Regions from separate parts of the Homo sapiens genome. Here region 1 is linked to region 2. A link is a loop called in an ENCODE intact Hi-C map of the cell type or tissue named here. Cell type or tissue: Panc1. All regions are shown on one strand.

Region 1 (2,500 bases), 61 kb before region 2:
TCATATCTCCACTCCAGGCCCATATCTCCACTCCAGGGCCATATCTCCACTCCAGGCCCAGATCTCCACCTCCAGGCCCCTATCTCCACTCTAGTCCCATATCTCCACTCCAGGCCCATATCTCCACCTCCAGGCCCATAACTTCACTCCAGGCCCATAACTCCACTCCAGGCCCATATCTCCACCTCCAGGCCCATATCTCCACTGCAGACCCATATCTCCACTCCAGGCCCATATCTCCACTCCAGGCCCAGATCTCCACTCCAGGCCCAGATCTCCACTCCAGGCCCAGATCTCCACCTCCAGGCCCCTATCTCCACTCTAGTCCCATATCTCCACTCCAGGCCCATATCTCCACCTCCAGGCCCATAACTTCACTCCAGGCCCATAACTCCACTGCAGACCCATATCTCCACTCCAGGCCCATATCTCCACTCCAGGACCATATCTCCACTCCAGGCTCATATCTCCACTCCAGGCCCGTATCTCCACCTCCAGGCCCATAACTTCACTCCAGGCCCATAACTCCACTCCAGGCCCATATCTCCACTCCAGTCCCATATCTCCACTCCAGTCCCATATCTCCACCCTAGGCTCCTACCTCCCCTCCAGGTTCCTATCTCTCCTCCAGGTTCCTCTCTCCACTCCAGGTTCCTATCCCCACTCCAGGCCCATATCTCCACTCCAGGCCCAGATCTTCACTCCAGGCCCAGATCTCCACTCCAGGCGCAGATCTCCACTTCTAGGCTCATCACTCCATCTCTAGGCCCAGATCTCCACTCCAGGCCCATAACTCCACCTCCAGGCCCATATCTCCACCTCTGGGCCCAGATCTCCATCCCCACGCTCCCTCCCTCTATTCCCTTCCAGGACTCACCAACACACGCCATGATGATGACCATGAGCGACATGGTGCTGCCGGTGCAGACAGGCGGCCGCGCCCCAGCTCAGCTCAGCAGCGCACAGGATGTTATTTGGCGCCCTGCCCATGCAGTTTACATGTTGACCACATCATGGGAGGGTGACGTACGCAGGCTTTTTCTACCTTGCATGAGGCCCAGTGGGTGCTCGCTCAAGAGCAGAACATGGCTTCCTGGAAATTGCTCTCACTAGAATTGACACCTCGCGTCCTTCACTATGACCAACTCAAAACATGTCTTAGATCCAACCTCCCAAACATGAGATGCCTAAAATCTGTGCTAACATGAAAGACTTTTCATGAATTTTTATTGTTTTTATCTGAGATTCGAACTCTTCTTCCTGTGTAATATGCAAAATATCTAATAGGTATTATTAGTGTTTTCAGAGTCATTGTGACTAATAAACCATTAGAATTGTTCATGCTTGTATTTCTAGTATTACAGCAGAACCAGTTCAAATGATTTAAATTCCCAGGGAAGGATTATGCAATTATTTACAATCTTAGAATTGTACTTTATCAGCAAAAACCACACATGTAAATTCTGGATTTTTGTAGTTTTATCTATAATTTGTCTCATGACTCAAGATTCCAGAGTCCCAACTCTGGAGTTTGCTCTCTCTCTGTCTCTCTGCCTCCCTCATTTTAAATTTTACAGAAATATCCAGTAACATAATGCTATAGAAAATCAAGTTTCCCCCAGCAGGTCGGGAAGCCGAGGTGGGCGGATCAACTGAGATGAGGAGATTGAGAGCAGCCTGGCCAACACAGTGAAACCGCGTCTCTGCTAAAAATTCAAAAATTAGCCATGCCTGGTGGCAGGCACCTGAAACGCCAGCTACTCAAGAGACTGAGGCACGAGAATCGCCTGAACCTGGGAGGCGGAAGTTGCAGTGAGCTGAGATTGCTCCACTACAGTCCCGCCTGGGCGACAGAGCAAGACTCCGCCTCAAGAAAAAAAAATAGCAAGTAGCCTATAATAACAAATTAGAGGGCTCTGGCTACTAAATTTAAAGGGTTTTATAAGGCTACATGAAGTGCAGCATCCTCAAGAGTGTGGACACAGAGAGCCCCTTAGCAGAAACAGTGTCTAAAATACATCCGTGTACACACAGTCCCTTTAGAGTTGACAAAGGCTGCCGTGTGGTTTAAGGTGGCATAGAATGTCTTCTTAATAAATAATATTAAACCAAAGGGTTACACGTAGGAAAAAATAAATCTAAACTTATTCTCACACTATAAAAACACTTCTTACTTTTTATCTAGTTATTGTACATTTTTTATGATTTATATTTAAAATTGAGAAATAAAAGTCATATACGGTCATCCTTTACTATTCGTGGGTGATTGGTTTCAGGATCTCCACTCAGGTACCAAAATCTGCAGATGCTCAAGCCTCTTACATAAAATGACACAGCATTTGGATATAACCCATGCACATCCTCCTGTATACATGAAATCATCTCTTGATTACTTATAATTCCTGATACAGCCTACACACTGCCTCATTTGTGTCCATTCAACATAGTTTTGCATTTTGAAACTTTGTGGACATTTTCTCTGAATATTTTTGATTTACAC
Region 2 (2,500 bases):
AGAATCAGTTCCTTGACTTTTCCAGCCTCTATAGGCCACCTGCATTCATGGCTCCTGGACTTCCTCCACCTTCAAAGCTGATGGAGACTCCCATTATGCTGCTGTAATCCCCACTCCCCTCTTCCTCCTCCTTTCATGTGGACCCCTGTGACTACACTGAGCCCATCAGGACAGTCCAGGCTGTCTCCCCATCTCAAGGTCAACTCATCAACAACCTGAGCTCCATCTTCTCCTTCAGTCCCTTCCCCTATATCATAAATAGTCACAGACTCCAGGGATTAGAATGTAGTCATCACTGGGGACAATTATTCTTCCCACCACAGCACCCATTTCCCTGTATTCAATCCCCCTTTACCCCAAATACAGTCAGGACTTGCATGATGGGACCCGCAAGGACACGCCCACCAGGAGCTCTGGGATTCAGGAGGTGGGACAAGGAGAATCCCAGACAGGAGCCCTCTGACCTGTGACCGTGATCTCCAGGGGGTTGCTGGGTGCCGACCACCCACTGGGGTAGTGTGGTTGTGAACCCCGACATGTATAGGTCCCTGCGTGTGCTGGGGTCACAGGGCCCATGAAAAGGCTGTTCCAGAATATTATGTTGTAGAGCTCAGGGACAGGCACCCCATCTTCCTTTTACAGACTGAAGTTGTTAAACCCAAGATAAGAATGACACTGAAGAATCACATGTCCTGGAGGCACCACAGGGCTTGGCCAGGCAGACAGCAAGGGCTTGTCCTGACCACCGTGGGGAGAAGGAGGCACCGCCTTAGAGAGGAGGATGTGGAGCCGCCCCTCCCTCCCTGTGCTCTGAAGATTCTCCTCGCTTTCCAAGTTTCTATGGCTGCTATCACACCTTGGTGCCCAGGGCTAAAGGAAGGACCCATCCCGCAAACACAAGGTGTCTCCCTACAACAAAAGTGTCAGCTGAGAACTTTGAGCAAGTGCTGAGTAAGAGACTCCTACTAGATTTTAATACTGTAAGATTACTCACATAAAACAACACAGGGTAGACATGGGGTGGAGGGCATGTCCTTTGAGAATGGAATATCAGCCGATGCCTGAACGAAAATAAACAACTGAGTCCCCATCAGAGGATTGGAATGTCAGGGCCATGGCTGTGGTTTTCCCACCTCTTCTGGTAGAATGACAGCAGCCACACTGCAGCCCCTACCGTCATGGAAACGCTGAAGTGTGTGAGTAACACCTTTGTCCTCAGAGGATCTGCTGTTCCTACCACTTCCCCACCACACACCCCAGCTTTGAGCACCGTAGTCTAACCCTGGTCCCCACAGAACTTGACTCTGCCAAGGGAATGAAAGGCCAGGGAGGCAAGGTCAGAAATGTGGGCCCAGCACCCCAGGGTCCCTTCTTCCTAGTTTATGAGAGACTCCCTGACAGGACTTCCCTCCCATTTCAGGAAAATCCTCTTATGTGGGGAGATGACACCCGAAGGTTGGGAGAAGGACTCACCCTCATGTGGCCAGGCCCCCTGCAGCAAGAAGAACCCTGGAAAGAAAGATCATGATGGATGACCCATCTGCAGGCAAACCAGGGCACCCTTGCTGCCCCCACTGGGCTGTGAGTCTTGGTAGCCAGGCCCTTCCTGGGCTGAAGGTAAACTCACCCTCAGTGCCTACCTGCACCCAAGAACAGGGCTGTCGGCTGTGCAGAGACCCAGCCTCCAGGTCCATATCCCCACCTCAAGCCCATATCTCCACTCCAGGCCCATATCTCCACTCCAGGCCGATATTTCCACCCTAAGCCCATATCGCCAATCCAGGCCCATATCTCCAATCCAGGCTCAGATCTCCACCCTGGGCCCATATCTCCAATCCAGGCCCTTATCTCCACTCCAGGTCCATATCTCCTCTCCAGTCCCATATCTCCACTCCAGGCCCATATATCCTCTCCAGTCCCATATCTCCACACCCAGGCCCGTATCTCCATCCTAGGCACATATCTCCTCTCCAGGCCCAGATATCGACCTCTAGGCCCATATCTCCACTCCTGGCCCATATCTCCACTCCAGGCCCAGATATCGACCTCTAGGCCCATATCTCCACTCCTGGCCCATATCTCCACTCCAGGCCCATGTCTCCACTTCAGGCCCATATCTCTACTGCAGGCCCATAACTCCACCTCCAGGCCCATGACTCCACTCCAGGCCCATATCTCCACCTCCAGGCCCATATCTCCCCTCCAGGTTCCTATCTCCCCTCCAGGTTCCTATCTCCACTCCAGGCCCAGATCTCCACTACAGTCCCATCACTCCACCTCCAGGCCTATATCTCGACCTCTGGGCCCAGATCTCCACTTCTAGGCCCATCACTCCATCTCTAGGCCCATATATCCACTCCAGGCCCAGATCTCCACTCCAGGCCCATAACTCCACCTCCAGGCCTATATCTCCACCTCTGGGCCCAGATCTCCATCCCCTCACTCCCTCCCTCTATTGCTTTCCAGGACTCACCAACACACGCCATGCTGACGACCAAGA

What was found. Hi-C counts contacts between places; a loop is a spot of excess contacts. Peaks named below come from ENCODE experiments on the same cell type or tissue, not always from the same donor. Only the 100,000 strongest peaks of a DNase experiment are listed, where the experiment ranks them.
Region 1: it touches region 2 in a loop (10-fold over the local background); 15 of 110 quality-filtered maps call a loop at or near these places.

The regions. Positions count from the first base shown.
Region 1 is chr19:54,831,176-54,833,675 of GRCh38, reverse strand. It overlaps KIR2DS4 (killer cell immunoglobulin like receptor, two Ig domains and short cytoplasmic tail 4 (gene/pseudogene)), which reads right to left and starts at 969. Exons shown (of 7, transcript NM_001281972.2): 1 at 878-969. The coding sequence starts at 911. In Panc1, no CTCF peak of the experiment used is centred here; no DNase peak of the experiment used is centred here.
Region 2 is chr19:54,769,858-54,772,357 of GRCh38, reverse strand. KIR2DL1 (killer cell immunoglobulin like receptor, two Ig domains and long cytoplasmic tail 1) reads right to left here. Exons shown (of 8, transcript NM_014218.3): 1 at 2,474-2,500; 2 at 1,474-1,509. LOC101928804 (a long non-coding RNA gene) reads left to right here and starts at 1,294. Exons shown (of 3, transcript NR_110738.1): 1 at 1,294-1,336; 2 at 1,421-1,617; 3 at 2,467-2,500. In Panc1, no CTCF peak of the experiment used is centred here; a DNase peak (open chromatin) is centred at 1,078.